2 separate regions of the Homo sapiens genome follow, and region 1 is linked to region 2. The links are chromatin contacts, found by Hi-C or POLR2A ChIA-PET in ENCODE. All regions are on one chromosome and are shown on one strand. The core of a region is the stretch at or near the end of the contact, and the rest is flanking DNA. Distances in the headings are between cores, read along the strand shown. Region 1 has its middle 130 kb from the start of LINC01987. Region 2 has its middle 140 kb from the start of MIR4316.

What was found. Hi-C counts contacts between places; a loop is a spot of excess contacts on that map. ChIA-PET counts read pairs that join two places held with the same protein, here RNA polymerase II (POLR2A). Pooled maps may share reads with other maps.
Region 1: a loop to region 2 is called in a map of endothelial cell of hepatic sinusoid, with 7 times the contacts of the local background. The contact joins two enhancer-like sites. A Hi-C loop is called at or near these places in 18 of 168 maps with a recorded cell type or tissue (Caco-2, PC-3, Right ventricle myocardium inferior and 13 more) and 19 of 50 pooled maps. POLR2A ChIA-PET finds 5 or more read pairs at or near these places in 2 of 52 experiments (A549 and Panc1).

The regions. Positions count from the first base shown.
Region 1 is chr17:77,598,602-77,603,771 of GRCh38, reverse strand. No RefSeq gene overlaps it. Among named protein-coding and RNA genes, the nearest start is that of LINC01987, 130 kb to the left of the region's middle. Within about 2 kb of position 1,276, at least 16 of the 41 ENCODE cell types and tissues checked have a DNase peak (open chromatin) inside an H3K27ac peak, as active enhancers do; they include heart right ventricle, where a contact is called at or near this core.
Region 2 is chr17:77,538,001-77,543,439 of GRCh38, reverse strand. No RefSeq gene overlaps it. Among named protein-coding and RNA genes, the nearest start is that of MIR4316, 140 kb to the right of the region's middle. Within about 2 kb of position 1,250, at least 5 of the 41 ENCODE cell types and tissues checked have a DNase peak (open chromatin) inside an H3K27ac peak, as active enhancers do; they include heart right ventricle, where a contact is called at or near this core.

The DNA.
Region 1 (5,170 bases), core at 27-2,526, 60 kb before region 2:
TCATGACTCTAGCCCTGGAGGGACAGGCAGGGATGGTCGCTTTCCTGATGTCAGGCCCACTTGCGCTGCCCATGCTGGTGTCCCCTCTGCTGGGTCTGGGGTGGCTGCCTGAGGTCTGCGTTCAGAGTGTGCCTGGGGCTGGGCTAGACCAAGGAGGCATCTCCCTGGAACAGCTGGAAGTGGCAACATCAAAAGGGTGAAGGTGAGCTGATCTGTGGGGAGAACGCCAGGGTCCGTGGCTCGGGATCCGCCGTCAGGTCTGAACAGAGAGTGAGCGTGCCTCATGGCGGTAGTCCATAGATCTCTCCTGAATAAATGAAGCCAGGGAAGGGCAGCTGCGATGTGAGGTCAACGCTAGTTCAGGAAGGAGAGCAGGAGATGCACAAGGCCAGGGGCTCGGAGCAGGGAGGCTGTGGGGGGCGGGGGCTTTTGCACCAAGTCCTGGCCACCGGGCCCCAAGGGGCAGGCCCCTCAGTCTCTGTCTGACCCCAGACATCTCCTCTGATGCAGACTGTGCTGTGCACTGTCCCTGCGCTCAAGCTCCTCTTCCTCATCTTCATGAGTGCTCTGTCCACACCTCCCTCGGGGCTCTGGGCTCTTTCTCCCCGGCGCCGGTAATCCCTTTCCTCCCTCTCCCTTCACAAGGAAAAGCTGTGTTGAGCATGGATAGAGACCAGCTTTCCTGGGACTTTTGGCCATCTGGTTCTCTGAGCGAGCACAACCCTGCCTCGACCTCCGTGGCTTCTCCCCACCCCTGACCACACGCTCACAGGGCCCTGTGGGCCCCACTCCTGGTACCAAGTCCCTCGGTTCCCCAGGTGCCCGGCGTGCTCAGGTGCTTGGTTGAGGTTATGGAATTGAGTCTAAGTGGGACTGGAGACCCCCTGGTTCACCCCCCTCATGCCACTGATGAGAAATGAAATCCAGTCCATCATTGACTTTGCCCTACTCGAACTGTTGGCTAGTCACTGGCTGCTTAGAAGAAATTCACACTGATTATTTAAGAGCAGAAGCATTCAGATCCCATAGAAAGAGTTTTTCTCCATAAAGGATGCCTGGGACAGCCCAGCGTTGGTTCCTGTTACACAGTGTTCTCTCCGTCGCATGCTTACCAGATGTGTCAGTGAGGGACAGGCCTGGGAGGAGATGTGTCTGGACTTGGGCACCCCTGCTTGCCCCAAATAACCACAGTCACGTGCTGGCCACAATGCCAGACAGTCCAAAAGTTGTGAGCCAAGCGGGCTGGCAGCCCCGGCCCCCACTATTCCTTCTTAAATGGCAGAGAAAGAGCTTCCCTTGACCCCCACAAGTTTTCTGCCTGTGGCAGATGTGGGGTTGTCAGTTCCCTGGTGGGGGCCCGGGTCCAGAAGCACTCAGCTGGATTACTGGAAAAACGAAGATACAAGCCTATAAAAACAGCCTGGCTCCCAGTGAATTCCTGAAGCTGGCTATTTATAGAGGTGGTTTGGAACAACCTAGGGCCTCCCCGCAGGCCTCCTCAGAACCTCCAGGGCAGCCACACAGAGGGAGCACATGACAGATGGGACAGAATGCCTACCTGGCCCACTATTTCACAGGGCACACAGTACTTCTGTGTCTGCACGTGCTCTCCAGGATGCTGTACCAGGCAGATTCAGACCTCAGGCTCCTGGAGAGCTGCCATTGCTCAGGCTGGGGCCAGGCTCTGCGATATTCTGGAAGGGCAAATTGAGTTCCCACCATCTTCAGCACAAATACTGGGGTTAGGGGAGGCACTGAGAATGGTCTGACAACAGTCGGTTTGATTTTACACCATTAACTGCATAAAACGTTCTGGAGAAAATGTATTTCATCATGAATTCTGGGCAAAGTATATTACAAGAATAAGAGAGAGATCCTTTCCATCTTTCAGGCTCTTTATGAGTGGCGGGACAGCTTCTGGGTAGGGCCCTGGGAAGGGAGACTGCTGTGGGCTCAGCACCTCCTCCATCCCTCCGCCCCCATCCTGCCCCTGGGGAGCACAAGGCTCGCCCTGCGTCCTGGCCCTGGGACTGCGCAGAGCTTGTCACATTGCAAGAATCATGAGCCAGCCAGAAGGAAAGGGCAGAGAGACACCAGCAAGCCTCAAAAAAATAACCCTGCCCTCCCCGCCTGTGGCCTGAAGTCATTGCGTTAGCCAGAACCCGGAGAATTAAAATCAATTTGATGTGTAGCTTTCTCTGGCTAATGAGCTTTGAAGAGGATTGAGAGTTTAACGCTTCCATTTTCTCAGCAAGAAGGTGATCTGGGCAGGCAGGGGCAGCCCCAGAAGGTGAGGGTTGGGATTTGAGCAGGGTAGAAAGGGTTAGCGCTGTCATTCTGAGTGGTGACCTGGGACGGGGTTGAGGGAAGGGGTGGTGTTGAGGGGAACCTTTACTTGGACAGTCCTGTGGACAGCGAGCAGGGAAGGAGGTGAGAGGCTGTGAACCCACCTCCCACTGAGCAAGCTTGGCACAGGCACCAATGCCAGCAAGGGCTTCTGGGCAGAGAAAGTTGGAGCCTGAACAGGAAGGGGTGTGAGAGAGAGTTAGGAGAGCCTGACTTTGCAAAAAACACAGCGGAAGGTTCCTGGGGAGGAAGGACAGTGGCTGGGAGCTGGCGGGAAAATCCAGTCTTGACTGGAGGGGACCAAGGGAGGCTTCAAGCTACGCCCAGCTCAGTGAGCCACCTCAGACCAGCCAGCGGGGCGAGGACAGGAGCCCGCACCTGGAGTGAGAGGCCCTGGACTCCAGCCCCCGCTCTGCCATTTACCAGCTGTGTGGCCTCAGATCCTTCCTGATGATTTTAGGCCTCACTCCCTGCATCTGTAGAATGGGGTGATGATGAGTTCATGTGAAGAGGGAGTAAGCCTGGCACACAGTAGGTGCTCAGTAAATGCTTGTGAGGCTGGACCAACCCCTTTCTTGTACTCTTTATACACTGGGAGGATTCACGAGACAACAATTGAGACAGGGTCCTGCTGCTGAGGGAGGTCAGACGCCTGGCCGGTCAAACTCAGGTGTCCTCAAGGCCCTAATACCTCTCAATTCACCTGCTTCAGGTGAGGTTGACCTCTCTGCCTTTCGGGGTTCCCCCAAAACAGAGCCTGAGACAAGGCCTTGGGTGCAGGTAGTGTAGGTGGGAGGTGACTCCAGGAAGCTGGAGTGAGGGGCAGGGCAGTGAGATCCGGGTGGGGAGAAAGCCAATGTGAGGATGTCACTGGGCTGGTGATCAGCGTGGCCAATTGCGAGGATGCCACTGGGCTGGTGATCAGCGTGGCCAATTGTGAGGATGATACTGGGCTGGTGATCAGCGTGGTCAATGGGAGGATGACACTGGGCTGGTGATCGGTGCGGGCAACAGGGGCTCAGACCCACCAGGAGCCCTCTGAAAAATCCGTGGGATCTGCCTCTGAGTTGTCCCTCCATGGGCGCAGACTATTGTCCCCCATTGGCAGACGGTTGTCCCAGGGCATGGTATCTCCCAAGCTTACCCTGCCCTTAGCTATGGAAAAAGCCCTGAGTCAGAAGACAGGAGGAAAGATGGGACCTACCCACACAGCCACACCTGAACTCACAGGGGTAAGAGGCCATGGGCCCAGAAAGTGTCTGCTGTACCTTCCCCTCAGCTGCCTGCCCGAATATGAGCCCTCCATTCAGCATGTGCTGTGATTGGCTCCAGTCTCTCCAACAGCCTGTTGGGAAAGCATAGCTGGCTTTCAGGTGGTCTTAAAGTTGGTGAGACAAAAGTGTGGAGCTTCCACCATGGAAAAACAGCTCACCTGGGAATTATGTGAACACACAGGAGACCAGCAAGAGACAGAGAGACACTGGATCCTGACCATATTGTTGGAGCACCTGGATCCAGCCATACCTGAAGCTGTTGTAGCCAATGAATTTTCCTCTTCTTTATTTGAATTTGGGATTTTGGTCACTTAGAAAAGGACTCCTGATTACTACAAGTCCCTGCCATGTGCTGGCAGTGTCTAATGCACCTTTTCACAGAGTCCCTCTGCAAGAGCTGGACAGAGCCAGGGCCAAAAGTCAGGCTTGGTCTAATTCAAAAGCTCATTATGGTTTTTTTCTCCCACCAGATCTGAGCTCAACTGAAAAGGCAGTTCATAAGAGAGCAAGGCAGCACCAGCCTGTGTCTAAGAGGGACATTCCTGAAATCCTAGCTGCCTCCTAACATCGGTAAGTGACTATAGGTGATCACTGCTTATTCAGTATTTCTGTTATTTTAATGAAACACAATGCTGATTTGAAAAGGCACAATCAAGCACAACCTTTCCTGAGGGTTAGTCTTCCTTGCTGGTGGAGACCCAGGGCCACTGCGTCTCTGACACCACTGCAGGGGGACAACACCCCAGATTCCAGCAGAGTTTGCCTCTAGGGACCAGGCTGGTGGCGTAAACCTCAAACGGGTACAGGCCACGCCATGTTGTCAGAGATCCTTTGTGCTCTAAAAAGGGAATCCTGTCCCTGTTTGGTGGGCAGTGTCGGGGGGCACCCTTCTTGGGGGGGGGGGAAGAACTTTTGCCCAGCAGGTGCAGTCCCTTAAGAAGCATAGCCTACTCTGCTCTGAGCAGTAGCAACAGAAGTGATCCCAGAGTGGGGTGAGAAACCCTAGCCAGAAGCTTCCATCAGGGCCGTCCTGAAAGGCTGGCTCATCCCAGGACTGTGCACAGCCCACCATCATCTCATATCCTCTCCCACAGAAGACACTGTCCCAATCTCCCAGCAGCCAGGGAAAACACAGAACCTATGCTAACTTCATTAAAACCATGTAAAGAAATTTTGTATATATATATATATATATATATATTTTTTTTTTTTTTTTTTTTTTTTTTTTTTTGGGAGGCCAAGGCGGGCAGATCACGAGGTCAAGAGATCAAGACCATCCTGGCCAACATGGTGAAACCCCATCTCTACTAAAAATACAAAAATTAGCCGGGCGTGGTGGCACGGGCCTGTAGTCCCAGCCACTCAGGAGACTGAGGCAAGAGAATCACTTGAACCCAGGAGGCGGAGGTTGCAGTGAGCTGAGATTGCTGCATTCCAGTCTGCGTCAGAGTGAGACTCTGTCTCAAAAAAAAAAAAAAAAAAATATATATATATATATATAGAAAGAGAGAGAGAGAGTTATAGAGGAAAAAACACAGAATGTGGGTTGA
Region 2 (5,439 bases), core at 1-2,500:
TTGCTGTGGACTAATTCTCATTTCAACATGTGGCTGTCATTTCCCTGTCATCATGGCTGATTTACAACAGGGTTTAATTAAATTCTCTGTACATTATTCAGCATTCTCCAAAGACAACACCAGAGAGGCCCGGGGTATTTAAAATGTCACCTGCTGAGACATATCACCTCTTCCTAAATAAATATGACAGTGATCAAACTTTGGCTAATTACAGTGACTTAGTTATTTGTTTGTATGTTTTAATATTTAATTGCTTTCATGTTCATCCAATTACTGAGCCACAGCAAATAGAAATTAACTTTTTATCAGCGTGACTCAGCCCAGCTCATAAGCACTCCAAAGCCTCAATACAATAGGAACTGCCCAAGCTGAGGATCACAGCCATGTTCTCAGCTCAGTGGACGGGGCCATTAAATTAAGGGAGAATCCTCACGGCTCCATCCCCGTTCCCAGCCTGCATGGGGCTGCGGGCCCAGCTTCCAGGAGCATCTAACTCAAAGCCAAGCAGCTGAGCGAAGGAACGCAGGCAGGGCTTCTAATTCCACACTGACACCCGATGGCCACTCTGTGCAACTGCCCCGGGTCCTTCAGATACTTAAGATTCCTGGGGAGATGAATAGGAACTCCTGGGTACACAGAAGTGAGAGTTTTTGAGTTCCCATATCAGTAACCTAAGTTTCTCCTCACCAGGGAGGCTCTTTCTTGATGGTCCTCCAGCTTTGAGGGCCATCTGCTCCTCTGGAGACGTCCTGGCTCCTTCTGCCAAGCTTCCTGGGACAAAGGGGACACCTGAGGGCTGGTTGAGTGCCTGCTGTTTTTAGAAACGGGAGCCAGGATAGGAACACAGCCCATCACCACCCGTCTTCTGATCAAATGCATTAGCCAGTCCTCAAAATCGTCCACCACGCCCTTGAAAGCCAATTCCTCTGATGTTATCTTAAAAGCTCCCCCTGGCTCTCTTTCCCACCCATCGTTCCAATACATCATTGACATCTTGACATCCACTCTTCTCCCAAGGCTAGCCTGGGCATGGAAGAATTTCTGCAGAATTTTAGAAATAAAAAAAAGAGGAAGAAGTAAGCCTTTCTGGGAAGCTTCAGCAATTCCAAATGGGATAAGCAAGTTCTACCTCCAGCCTAATCCCACAGCCTCATGGGATGTTGGCTTAAAATGTTCAACTTTCCAAAAATAAAAAATAATCTTTCCACGCACTTAACATCTTATCTCTCCTGCTCAGCTGTAAGCTCCTTAAGTGGGGGTGGGGAGGCTCAGAAACCAGAAGAGAGGCAGCTGGGGTAAGAGCTGCAGAAAATGCTGGCTGACCAGCTCTCTGTGGAAGGGGCCATGCCTGGCCTTTGTTGTTGTTGTTTTTAATAAGTACTTAAAACAAGTTAATAATATTTATATAAAGTAATATTTCTCCTATGATTCACTTTCAATTTATTTTAGAAAAAAATATATAAGTGTACCCAAAATTCCAAATCAATTTAAAGTAAGAACTCTCAGTTTTTGTCTAATACATCTTATTTTATCTTATTTTGAGACAGAGTCTTGCTCTGTCGCCCAGGCTGGAGTGCAGTGGCTCAATCTCGGCTCACTGCAACCTCCCCTTCCCGGGTTCAAGCGATTCTCCCCCTCAGCCTCCCAAGTAGTTGGGACTACAGGCACGAGCCACCATGCCCGGCTAATTTTTGTATTTTTAGTAGAGACAGGGTTTCACCATGTTGGCCAGGCTGGTCTCAAACTCCTGATCTCAAGTGATCCGCCCGCCTCGGCCTCCCCAAGTGCTGGAATTACAGGCGTGAACCACCACACCCGACCCAATAAATACTTTAACGTCCAAAAAAAATTAAAAATGGTTGGAAGAGTGTTTCTTGATAAATATCAACATTTCTTCAACGTAGTTGCCTGGTCTTTGTAAGGAGTGTGGCTCACTCGGGGCAGCCGGGGGTCCTACAAGGAAATGCATTCATTCATTGAGCAAACAACCTCTACCGTGCGCTAGTGCACTAGGTATGGATTTAGTGATGATAGAAACAACCACCACAGGAAGAGACAAGGTCCCTGTCCTTGTGGCGCTGAAGCTGGAAGGAAACTCACAGATAATTCCGAGTGGGTGAGCTGAGGTGTGGGGAGGAGACGCGGAGACCGCAGGGGCGACCTGCCTGGTCTGAGGAGCTGGGAAAGGCTTGCCTGGGGAGGCCGCATGTGAGCTGACAGCTGAAGACAGACAAAGAGCCTTTTTCAATTAACAAAGAGGAAGAGGCCTCGCGGAAGATTTTTCCTGGGGGCTCAGAGTTTATGCAAATTAACCCAGCCCAGAACGAGGAATTCTAATTGGCCCCAGCAGGTGCCTCCTCGGCAGGGTCGTCCTGCAGTTGGGCACCTGTGTGAACGTCTCCATCAGGGTCCCCGAGGCCAGCACTGGCTGTCAGACCCAGTCTCCTCAGACCCGGAGATTTTTACCTGAAATTCACATTGAGTCTTCACTCCCCGTTCCTTTCGAACTAACTCCCCCTGACAGGCAAGTCCTTATAGAAAGCGACAAAGCTTCCAGTCCTGTGGCTTGGCTGAGAACGACTGAGAAACCAGGATGGGAAGAGGCCAAAGAGGACACAGTGGACTGAGCTGGGCTGGGCATCGGGGAAGGCTGGACCTCAGGGTCGTCAGGTCCCTGCAACGCGGGGCTGGCTCCGACGGTCCCTCTGGAAGGCGAAGCACTGCTGCACTAGTGAATTCATCCAGTGCATCCTCACAGAGCCCACCAGAACAAGGCGGTGGCAGGACTGGGGTCAGGGCTTCCCTTAGGTGCCACACGTTGTCACTGCCAGGATGAGGCATGGGAGCTCTGGCTGTGCCCACTTAAGCCCATCTGGAGGAGCAGGAAGTGCCACACCTAGAAGGTGGCAGGTGTGTTGAGGATGTGAATAAAGGTCAGCAGAGTGCCACAGGGAAAGTCAGCTGATGGCAGTGGGGACAGGGGTCCGGGTGGAAGGAGCCATTGGACATGGCTCATGGCAAAGCCAGCCTGGTGCTTCGGAGAAACTGGAGCGCAAAATACACAACAGAAGGGGCAAGAGAGGAGCCGCCCTGGCCCTGCAGGTAAGGATGAGCCTTCAAGCCAGATTAAGGAGTCAGGCTGTATCCTGAGGGCAAAGGAGAGCCACTGCAGGCTTTCCATGGAGGAGTGAGGAAACTGAGCACAAAGTAGATGTTCTTTAAACACCTTTGAGGCTGGGTGTGGGGGCTCGTAATCCCAACACTTTGAGAGGCCAAGGCAGGAGGATCATTTGAGGCAGGAGTTCAAGACCAGCATGGGCAACATAGTCAGACCCCCATCTCTACAAAAATATTTTTTAAAATTAGCCGGGCATGGTGGCATGTACCTGTGGTCCCAGCTACTCTGGAGGCTGAGGCGGGAGAATTGCTTGAGCCTGGGAGGTTGAGGCTGCAGTGAGCCAAGACTGTACCACGGCACTCCAGCTTGGTGGACAGGGCAAGACCCTGTCTTGCTACCTAGGAGGGGCCCACCAAGATTCACCTCCTAAGCAGAAACTCAGGTATGGTTGAAAGGGGCTTATTAAGGCTAACAAGACTCTCACCCCTATCATTCAGGAAACTCTAAAAGTTTTAGAAGCTCTTCTACCAGGAACAAAGTCCAAATATATATTGTTTATTATATCACAGTATCACATATTATAATCCCTAAGTTAGCCGCTATTAAAAATGCAAAAGTACAGCTAAAATGCCAATAAACTAATTAAAATGGGGATACCAAAAAATATGATTAACCTAAAAGAAGTCAGGAAAAGAGAAACAGGGAAACAAAACAAAACAAAAAAAACAGAAGGGACAAAAAGAGAACAAATGTCATAATGGCAGATCTAAATCCAGCTACATCTATAATCACGCTTAACAGAAATGCACTGAACATCCCACTTAAAAGGCAGAGATAATCTGGCTGAATAACACTGCAAGATCCAGCTATGTGTCATCTCCAAGAGATACATTTTATTTTTTGTTTTGTTTTGTTTTTTGAGACGGAGTCTCGCTCTGTCGCCCAGGCTGGAGTGCAGTGGCGCAATCTCGGCTCACTGCAAGCTCTGCCTCTGGGGTTCATGCCATTCTCCTGCCTCAGCCTCCCAAGTAGCTGGGAATACAGGCACCCGCCACCATGCCTGGCTAATTTTTTGTATTTTCAGTAGAGACAAGGTTTCACCGTGTTAGCCAGGATGGTCTCGATCTCCTGACCTCATGATCTGCCCACTTTGGCCTCCCAAAGTGCTGGGATTACAGGCGTGAGCCACCGTGCCTGGCCGAGATATATTTTAAATATAAAGACACAGACAGACTAAAAATAAAAGGATAAAAAAAAGTATGACAGGCAAACAATAAGTGCAAAAAACAGGTGTGGCTATGTTACTGTAATAGGCTCAAGACAAAGAGTATTGCCAAAGAGATAGAGGGAGACTGCATAATGACGAAAGGATATGTTTATTGGGAAATCCTAACAATCTTAAATGTATATGCATCTAATAACAATTTCAAAATAAATAAAGCAAAACCTGTCAGAATTAAAAGGAGAAATAGACAAATCCAAAAATTACAGTTGGAGATTTTAATACCTTTCTTTCAGCAACTGACAGAGTCAGTAAACAAAAAAAATCAAAAAATCAGTAAGGACATTGAGCATTCTAACAACTATTGTGACCTAATTGATATTTAAGGTCCACTACACCCCGTGATTACAGAATACATGTTCTTTACAAAGGCACGTGGAGCCCTCACCAAGATAGTCCATATGCTGAGACATAAAATAAGTCTGGACCAATTTTGAAGATCAAAATCTCACAGAGTATGACCTCAGATACAAAGGAATTATATAAAAGGAAAACATCTGTCTTAAGCCAAACCATCTGAAACATGCCCATCCAAATTTAGGGAAACTCATACAGCCAGATAAATAGACACAAATGTAATTTTATTAAGATCTTACATTAATATTCGTTCAGATTAATGTACACTGCCTCTCCCCAGCTGCTCTGAATCTCTGTGGTTTTGCCAGCCCCACCAGCCAAGTCTGCACTGAACCTAAAGCTCATTATCATTGTGACAACCTCCCATCACCTGCTGCTGGCACCTCTCTTGTGACACCCATTATTCTCTCTCTTGTTTTGTGATGGGGTAAGACAGCACATTCCTGGTCCTTTCTCCCCGACTGTCAGCTCCTCAAGGGCAGCATCAGGACCCGACACACGGTAGGCACCCAAAGGGCATGCTGCATGAAAGTGATTGCCGGCCGGGCGCAGTGGCTCACACCTGTAATCCCAGCACTTTGGAAGGCTGAGGCGGGTGGATCACCTGAGGTCAGGAGTTCGAGACCAGCCTGGCCAACATGGTGAAACCCGTCTCTACTAAAAATACAAAGATTAGCTGGGC